2 separate regions of the Homo sapiens genome follow, and region 1 is linked to region 2. A link is an interaction called in ENCODE POLR2A ChIA-PET data of the cell type or tissue named here. Cell type or tissue: PC-9. All regions are shown on one strand.

Evidence for each region. Peaks named below come from ENCODE experiments on the same cell type or tissue, not always from the same donor. Only the 100,000 strongest peaks of a DNase experiment are listed, where the experiment ranks them.
Region 1: POLR2A ChIA-PET joins it to region 2 with 5 read pairs; 1 of 35 experiments calls an interaction of 5 or more read pairs at or near these places.

The regions. Positions count from the first base shown.
Region 1 is chr2:234,960,979-234,965,978 of GRCh38, reverse strand. The region is part of intron 1 of SH3BP4 (SH3 domain binding protein 4); the gene reads right to left. Among named protein-coding and RNA genes, the nearest start is that of SH3BP4, 11 kb to the right of the region's middle. RefSeq lists an enhancer at 602-1,164. In PC-9, no CTCF peak of the experiment used is centred here; a DNase peak (open chromatin) is centred at 1,908; H3K4me3 peaks cover 670 bases; H3K27ac peaks cover 3,311 bases.
Region 2 is chr2:233,980,773-233,985,772 of GRCh38, reverse strand. TRPM8 (transient receptor potential cation channel subfamily M member 8) reads right to left here. Exons shown (of 26, transcript NM_024080.5): 19 at 3,858-3,999; 20 at 2,549-2,720; 21 at 1-85. Among named protein-coding and RNA genes, the nearest start is that of TRPM8, 66 kb to the right of the region's middle. In PC-9, no CTCF peak of the experiment used is centred here; DNase peaks (open chromatin) are centred at 2,932 and 3,242; H3K27ac peaks cover 1,190 bases.

The sequences.
Region 1 (5,000 bases), 980 kb before region 2:
AACAATTGTTATTTTTGTACATTCCCTTCCAGACCCCATTTGCGAGCTCTACTGCATTGCCTATTTGCAAATCCTAGTAGCACAAGAGGACAACCACAAACAACCTGACATTCGAAGTCACACAAGCGCAAGTTTTTCCCATCATGCCTAGTTGGCAATCATCGGCTGAGCAGTAAATCAGAATTTTGTCCCGAATGTTACTCACCTGTTAGTCGCAGCCCTCCAACACAGGTTCGCTGTGGAAATCACTGCCATTTTACCCATCTTCTTGAGCATGAAAAAAACCCCCATCTTCCCAGAATAACGATCCCACTCCCAATTTAGCAAGCAGCCAATTTCTAGACAATTTGACTAATGACAAAAAAATCAGTGTTTATGACATCATCTCCCAGCTTTTCACTATTTCCTTTTCACCTTGAAAAGCTAATGGTTTTCCTCTGAGCCAGTTGAGGACAGCCGGTTTTCCTATTGCAAAAGGTTGTATTCAAGTTTTCACAGAAGAGATGGGATTAGCCAGGTTAATGTGGGTTCAACACAGAAGTCTCTCTGGATGGCCAGTAAACTCAGCAGCTCACGGGGGTGCAGAGACAGTGGCTGTCAGAAGTCTGACTACCCAGCCTGGTGAGTTTCAGAAACTGACAATTAAAGCCAGGACACAGCCTGTCCGCTGACCTTCCCTGAGGGGGAACTGCCGAGGAGTTCAAGGACTCAGCTGACCAGAGAGAGGTGCATTGATGCTGGGTGCCTCTCATGTGGTTTTCACTGGACAGTCTCCTCTTCTTCATTACCTTTTTTCTCTCTGGGATGAAAGAATGCTGTGACTCCTTCAATGATTCAACCGTCAGCTTAGTTTCTGAAGTGTTGTTTTGGGTAATAAAAGTAACTTTTAAAAGCTGTACAGGGTGATTAATCAGAGACAATTTTATAAGAATCTCACAGCAGGCCGGGAGGGAGAAGTACCACATGTGGGTCACGGGAGCACTGGGCTGGGAGACCGACTCTGCTACACGTAGTGCCAGGGCTGTGAAGATGGGGGTCTGGAACAGGATGTGGTGCACAGGGTAGCCTCCCTGCCAGGCGTCGATGATGGATGGGTCACCCCCTGTGCCAGGGAACCCCAGGCAGGTCACCCGGCCCCTTTCAAGTCACGCTTACACGTCTAATCGCGTCTTCTTGGTGCCCTTAGATACAAGTTCAAAGCGAGGGAAGTGCAGAAGGACCTGTCCGATCCAGCCACCTGCCCCGGAATCCCTCCCAGGTGCTCTTGGGAAGGGGGTCTCACTATGGCCCTCTTTTGGTTCCTTGGACTCACCAAGCCACCCTGCCCAGAACCCACCAGTCCACTGCCCCCCTAAATCACCATGCACTTCCTGGCCTGCTCATTCTTCAGGTCCCCCTACTTAGTGGGGCTTCTTTAGGGATCCTGTCCTGACCCCCAGTACAACTACAACCTCATGAACCCTGACCTTTCCCCTGGTGCACTTGAATGCCCCTTCTCCCCTGCTGGGCAGTGAACTCCCTGTGGGCAGACGCTGCATCTGGTGGGCTCCCCATTTATCTCCCCCACCCGGAATGCAGAGGGGCTCAGCAGTGAGTCAAGGAATTAAAAGGCATTAAAGCGTGAACAAGAAGAGGGAAAGAGCCAGGACCATGTCCCAGAGAGTTAGAAAAGGGGTCAGCTCTCAGGCTTGATGTCAGGGCCCCTCCCCAGCCTCCTGAAGGTGTCCTCCACACTCAGAACAAAAAACCAGAACTCATGGACAGTTTCCTGCTTCTAAGCAGCCCCTGGGGCGTGCTGGGAATGCTGGCCAGTCCCTTATCCCCATAGCTGGGGTTTCACGAAGCCCCAAAGTGCTGCCTCATGTTACCTATAGGTGGATGACTCACAAATACTGCGGTGCCAAGACCTGAGGAGGCAGCCAGGCCCCTGTGCAAAACTACAGGAGACAGGCCAAAAAATATTCCGCCCATAAATTAGTTTTCCTCTCTTGCCAGAAAGAAGGCTTGCGACACCAGACCGCAGTCAAGATCCAAATTACAGTCTTGCGATCAGCAGGAGCCATGACAAACTCTCCCCTTAGTGAACCCAGAGGTCCTGAAAACCAAGTCTGTGCTTTTACCAGATGCCAGATCCAACTGCAGTCCATCTTGTCACAGCTGATCAAGTGACACAGCCACAAAATCACTCTGGACACCCATGACGACATGACCCTGGAGAAGCTTACAACAACAGCTCCGAAGCTGAATGCATGAAAACCATCACTCATCCCCTTCTAGGAGGGAGTGGGCCCTGAAGACCTCCCAACGGAAACACCTCCTGGACTCTAGAACATACAGTTACTCCCAGATGTTAATGCTTCTGAAGCTGGCATGTATGTGTGCATCCTAAAACTGAAGTATGCGTTTAAGGCATCAACATTACTCTGTTGACCCACCCTCCCACTCCAAAAGCGCAGAACGCAAAGCACGTCAGGATCTGGAGAAACAGAAAGCATTCCCCCAAAAAGGATGGGAACAAGTACGGCCGCTCTTAAAGTTCACCAAGTTTTATACAACAGATTCTGGAACTCTTCCCAACGTCACTCCCTTTTGAGGTGCTTTTCTGTATAGTAATTATACAGTCACCCAACAATTAATATAATTATAAGTTCTTCATAGATTTTAAGCACAATAAAAGTAAAAGATTCATTCAAATGAGAAACTTAACATGCATGGAAAAATCTATATATCAAAGATGTTCATTGCAGTGTTGTTTATAATTTCAAAATAACTGGGAAGTGTCTATTCACAAACACTTATTAAACAAACAGGGTACTGTACCTGTACCTATACAAACCTGACATGAAAAATGAGGATGCAAATCTGTATTTATTGATCTGAAAATATGTCAACAATTTTAGATAAAAAGCTATTTTTAAAAGCATAGCATTGCCGGGCGTGGTGGCTCACGCCTGTAATCCCAGCACTTTGGGAGGCTGAGGCAGTTGGATCGCTTGGGATCAGGAGTTTGAGAACAGCCTGGCCAGCCTGGTGAAACTGTGTCTCTACTAAAATATTAAAATTAGTAGAAACTGTGTCTCTACTAAAATATTAAAATTACAGGCAAGTGCCTGTAATCCCAGCTACTAGGGAGGCTGAGGCGGGAGAATCGCTTGAACCTAGGAGGCGGAGGTTGCAGTCAACTGAGATTACATCACTGCACTCCAGCCTAAAAAGTCTCAAAAAAAAAAAGCATAGTATTCATTCAATAAATACTTATTGAAAAATTGCTATGTGCCAGGTACAAAGGCAAGACCACTCACTGTCTCAGCCTGTTTTTGTTTGGAAGCTCTATACTTCAAGCGAAAATATCTGAAAGACGCATATGAAAGTGTCCAGAGTGGTCATCATGGGTGGTAGAATTCCACTGATGTGATTTTTTTTCTTTTTACATTTTCTAGTGTTTCTAAAACAAACATGTACAAACATGTAATTTATTCAGTAATTTAAAATACATAAGCAGAAAAGGTTTTTTTATTATTATTTTTTTTGGAAAAGAAGAGGCCAGGCACAGTAGCTCACACCTGTAATCCCAGCACTTTGGGAGGCCAAGGCGGGCAGATCACTTGAGGTCAGGAGTTCAAGACCAGCCTGGCCAACACAGTGAAACCCCCATCTCTACTACAAATACAAAAATTACCCGAGCGTGGTGGCATGCACCTCTAATCCCAGCTACTAGGGAGGCTGAGGCACAAGAATCACTTGAACCTGGGAGGCGGAGGTTGTGGTGAGCTGACATTGGGCCACCGCACTCCAGTCTGGGTGAGAGAGGGAGACACTGTCTCCAAAAAAACCAAAAGCTGAAAGAAAATCACAAGGAACAATTCTGAAAACAACTCATATGTCTACAAAGTACTTACAGTGAACAAAAGATGTTATCACCTCCCCACCCCACCCAAGAAGTCAGGGCAGGTAAAGACCTCTTGCAAACAAAGGCACAGGGGCCTCCGGCACTTGCTGCTGGTCCTTCTATGCTACCTGCCAGAGCCACACTCCACCCCAGGTCTGGGGACCTGTAGCCTCATCAAACACATCCCCCTCCTCACCCCCACCCCCACCCCCACCACCCCACCTCCTCCAGGAACTTCAGGAACTGGGCAAAGTTGGCATGGATGAGCCCTAAACCTTATTTAGACACTTAGGACTGCATCGAGCCCCTGGTCCACACCTACGAGCTTTTTAAAGGTCAAGTTGAGCATCAGAAGAATATCAAACCCTTACACTCTGTTCAACTCAGATGCTGGAACATCACAGAAATTCTATTAACTCAGTATCTAAGAATAAACTATGGTACATGTACACAAGACAAAAGAAGCAAGGCATGATGAACTGCACGCTGACAAGCATGGGGCTCAAAACCAACATGGAGGCCGGGCGCAGTGGCTCACACCTGTAATCCCAGCACCCGGGGAGGCTGAGGCAGGTGGATCACCTGAGGTCGGGAGTTCGAGACCAGCCTGGCCAACATGGTAAAACCCCGTCTCTACTAAAAATACAAAAATTAGCTGGGCATGGTGGCGCACACTTGTAATCCCAGCTACTTGGGAGGCTGAAGCAGGAGAATCACTTCAACTCAGTGGGTGGAGATTTCAGTGAGCCAAGATCGCACCACTGCACTCCAGCCTGGGCGACAGAGCAAAACTCCATCTCAAAAACAAACAACAAACAAACAAAAACCACAGGGACAATGATGGAGCCAAATCCACAGCTAGCAGTACAGTGGCATTGAGTGTGATCTCATTTAAACTGCCCAACTCCAGGAGCGAAGTACGATGGTCATCATTTTAGAGATCAGAAGGCTGAGCCTCAAAGATGTCCAAAAATGTGACCGAGGTCATAACAGGAAGAGAAGCCAAATATTCGGACACAGACAGGTGTGTGGGGCTCAGACACCCCCTGCTCTTTCCCACTGTGATGTCCCCGCAATGAACCAGGTCCCAACAAAGAGCCATGGAGCTGCC
Region 2 (5,000 bases):
GGCAGGTTGTGCTCATCCAGCTCCACACACAGTGGCTTGGACTCATTCCCAGTGAAGGTGCAGTGGGCAAAGTCATACGTGGTACCTGAGGATGTAGAAACCAACAGGCAAAGTGAGGACCCTCTGGAGGGGTGAGAGCGATGGCATTCCCAGGGCCACAAGAACATGTCAGTGGTCATGAAATGTCTTAGGCCTTCGTCTAAGGCACTTTGTCCAAACAAGTCATAGTCCTTAGAATCACCTGTTCATCCACTCAATGCATATTTACTGAGCAGCTACTAAGAACAAGGGGCTTTGTTAAGATCAAGATAAAAGGAAGGGCCAAGTGAACATGTTCTTTGCCCTCAAGAACGTTCCAGCCTCTTTGGATAGGCAGATAATCAACCACACACATTTAAAGTCTCAGTCCATGTAAAGTGCTAAGAAGGACACGCACAGTGCTCTGAGAAGCATAAACTGAGACAACTCATCCAGGAGCAGCTTCCCAAGAAGGAAGGGTCTCAGAACTGAGAGCAGAGGCTGAGCAGCAGGAACATGAACTAATGGGGAGGTTGGGAGCCTAGAGCACCCCACAGAGGCAACAGCATGGGCAAAGGCCCCGTGGTGGGGGTTGTAAACATCAGTGGAAATGGGAGAATAAGATGTGCACGGAGCAGACATATTAATTTTTTACATCTTTTTTTTTTTTTCAGACAGAATCTCACTCTGATGCCGAGGCTGGAGTGCAGTGGCACTATCTCGGCTCACTGCAACCTCTACCTCCCAGGTTCAAGTGATTCTCCTGCCTCAGCCTCCCGAGTAGCTGGGACTATAGGCGCATGCCACCATGCCCAGCTAATTTTTGTATTTTTAGTAGAGACAGGGTTTCACCATGTTGACCAGGCTGGTCTTGAACTCTTGTCCTTAGGTGATCCGTCTGCCTCGGCCTCCCAAAGTGCTGGGATTACAGGCATAAGCCACCATCCCCGGCCTATTTTTAAAATCTTTACACTGAAGTGATGGGAAGCCACAAGGCTGTTTTAAGCAGAGGAATGACACATCAGATTCCCTTTTCCAAAGAATCGCTCTGGCAGAAGCACAGATCAGAAGGGGCTCGAGGGGAAGGAAGGTGAGGAGGTTGTGCCTAAGACTCAGGCAGGCAAGCGACGAGGATGGCTCACGGGGCGGCAGTGGTGATGGAAAAAACAGATTTCAAAAAAACATTTAGGAGATAAAAATCAACAAAACTAGTGGATGAATTGAATAGAGGGGAATGAAATCTGAGAAGGTGTTAAGGACAACAATGAGGCTTCTGACAGCTCTGTTCACACAACTGTGTGGACGGTGGCAGCAGACCTTCACAGGAGGGCATCGGGGGAAGTTTGGGTCTGGAAGTGGGCATCAAGACCCTTTTATTAGGATGTGCCAAGGTGCGTCTGAGAAATCTCAGAGGAGGGGGCAGTGGGTACAAACGTCTGGCCTCTGAGAGCTGCTCCGTGCCAGAGATCCTCATCTGAGCATGTGTGGGGTCACACCGGCCAGTGAGAGGCCCTGTAGAGAAGATGGTGCTTTACCAGTTGTGCCCATGAAACAGAGACAGCAAAATGGAGTCACTTCCCGGGGGCACACAGCACATGAGTGGCTACCCTGGATCTGAACCCCGCCTGCCAATTCCTCTTTAGATCCTCATGGAGCTAAAATGACGGACGTGGAGGGTTGTTATGAGGATGAAATGCGTCTGCTTCTGTAAAGCGGCAGGCACAGTGTGCAGACTGGGAGTGACAACACCAAGGTGCCTTTCCACCACTGCAGGGGAAAAGAGCTGTTTCTAAGGTCTTGGAAGAGGCTTTAGCAGATGGGGCCAGAGAGACTTACAAGGCCAGGAGGATAACAGAGAAAACAACAGGAACAAAGAACTGTGACCAGGAGGAGCAGGCTCTGGCTCAGGGAAACCATCAGGATGGTTTTATCGTGGTAGGGTAGGAAATGACAAGCCAAGGCTATTGTCAGCATCCTAAAGATGCTTCAGCCCGTCCATCCAAAACACACAATTTACATAGCCCCTCACTTTCCTTCTGTAAATCGGGTGTGGGCAAATTAAAACCATCTGTGCCACCATCAGCCTGCCTCCAAAAACCAGTTGGCAGTGGGCTAACGCACGCCAGAAGTCTAAATTCCAGGTTCCAATGTGGATTTTCCAATGTTGCTCTTTTTGAAAGAAATGGGAGCCCAGCCACTCTGTTACATCGATGAGTACAACTCACAACCCTGGTTTCTAAACTAGTAAGTCTTGTTGCCTTCAATTGCCACATTGTTAATTGAAAATACCAGAATCACTATTTTTAAAAAGGTTTAAAAATTGAAATGTTGGGCACCATCTGCAAGGCTGATGTAAAATCTTGCTTAAGAGCAAAGAAGAGGTTTTGAGGAGTGAGTTTTTACTCTGTTATGTTGGACTCCGTTTCACGCGCGTGCTTCTGAAGTGCGGTCTCCGGGGCAGCCCTGGGGGTTGGTTCAGGGAGCAAATGCCTCCTCCAAGCTGTTTCCATCTGAGCCAAGTCAGGCTTACCATCCACGTCACTGGGCACCTGGCCGAACATGGCCAGGTAGGGCTCGTAGATGACCGAACGGAATATCCACCTCCAGCGCTGCTCATTCTGCCTAAGGATCCCTTGCCTGGCCACGCCAAAGGCCACCATCCACACCGCAAAGAGGAACAGGAAGAAGAACACATCGATCAGCTGTCAGGGGAGGACAGGAGAGCGGAGTCAGGACCGTGCCCACAGTTGGCAAGTCCCCCCGGCCCGGCCGTCCTCAGTGGACCATGGAGAAGAGCAGCGGTTCCAGGGCTCAGAGCATCTAAGTCACCCAGAGTTCACTGACTAATTGACAAAAGCGGTCATCATCATCTTTGGATCTTAAGACATCTATCTTCCAGAGTTAAAACCGGTTTGATGCATTTTTGCTTGCTGATGTCCAAACCAGCCCAGCAACAGCAGCTTTCTGAGTGGGAGCCCAGCTCTAGAGCAAAGGAGGAATCTAAGTTTTGGAGGACCTCTCTGTCCCTGTACCTCATGATTTTGATACACTTTTAACCCCAAAATTATTTTTGTAGTTTGTTGGTTTATTTGCTTGTTTGGAAAACAAAAGCTATCCTTATTAGACAAGAATGGACCGTTTAATTTTTTTTTAATTTTGTGCACACATAGCATGACTTCATGATGACTGGATGTCCCAGAAATGCTTTGAATTAAAACCACAAACTCAAAGAACCTCAGTGTTGGAATGGAGCTTCCAGATGAGCTCATCTCAATGCTCGTCTGATTTAAAGACAGAAACAGGGGAGGTTTGGGTCATCTGGAAAACAAGTTTAGGAAAGCAACACCATCCATGTGTAATTCTTTCTATTGCGTGTATATAACGAGACTGCTATAGCCTTTCCCTGTATCTATATTACACAGTTACATGATTCAGGTTCCAATCCTCACTATGCGTCTAGCTCACTGCTTGTCTCTAGACAAACACTCCTCCTTGGACTCAACTGTCCCCAGGTATCAAATTGGCATAAAAGTCCCTCCCCTGCCTACACTCTTAGCAAACTGTCAAGACTCAAATGAAAGTAACTTGTGAAGTATAAAATCTAAGTAAGTATGAGGTTATTTGTTAACAATGCACTAAATGACACTGTTTGCCCTCACAACCATCTTTCATTAAATTTTAACCTGGGAGAGGCCCCTGATGAAATACATCAAAGAAAGCGAATGTTACTGATGGTGAAATGCAACAGTCGTTCTAAGGACAAAATCCTCCTATCGACCATTAAAAGAACTCTGGGCCCCGCAAGAAAAATGATGACTACAAATATTCTTGACTCTTACCATCCTCTGCAGCATTATAATCTTGGGTCCTAAGTTTCTGCTTACAGTAAAAATGTGGATCAATCTTAGAGTGAAAATAATGTAGTCCAGACAGAAAATGACTCGTCCAGAATACAAAGAGCTTTTATTAGAAGAGTGGAGCCTAGGGGGAAAAGAAGGAACAGAATTCATGAGATATTGACAAAACATTCCAAAGTTTTGTTTCTAAAAATAACCCAATTTCAAGAAACAGGCAAGAGCTGGAAGGTTGAGTGAGTGAAAATAGGCCAGAAACACCACCCAGCAGAGGCCATGATCTTCCGCTTTCATGGCCTCAAGTAGAGTCAAGGACATGAAAAGACATGAAAAGCAAAGACATCTCACCAAACTGAGCTCTCGGAGGTTCCTGTCTCTTTAGCCCGCCATCCTCACACACTACAGCAGGAACCTAACCGTGCTATTGCTAACTTCCCTGGCTCACAAGGCTTCTATAACGATGCCAACCCCCAGCCCACCCCCATAACCACTTGGGACTTCACCCTGCCAGCTTTCCCCTAATGAAACTTACCTCATTTGCACCAGATCATTTGATTATCTAACCACCTGCTAATGTGCTCATTGAAAGCCATCTGTGCTTTCTAACTGGAGTGATCTAGAATCATATCCAACCAACTGTGGCTCAAATGCTGAAACCTTAAACCCAACCAGAAAGGGAGGCTATCTGAAGAGGAAATTGATGTTTTTACCCCATTCAAATTGGAGGGCGAACACTCATTGTAAACCATCTCATTCTGTATAAGTGTAAATATGAATGGTTAAGATTCTTTACAAAATGACATCATTTGAAAGTACTACTCATATATAATTGCTAGCCTTATATTTTTTAAAAAATTGAAACAGGGTCTCACTATGTTGCTCAGGCTGGTCTCAAACTCCTGGGCTCAAGTGATCCTCCCACCTCATCCTCCCAAAGTGTTGGGATTACAGGTGTGAGCCACCATGCCCAGTTGCTAGCTTTATCTTAAAAGCTATTTGGGGACGACAGGCCAGTTAGGATGCAGGCTAGGCAATGCAAACCATGGTTTGGGGCATACCCTAATCTCTCTACGATGTGGAATACACATTGTTTTTGTGGTGGTAATTTGTGGTTGGTTTTTCTAATCC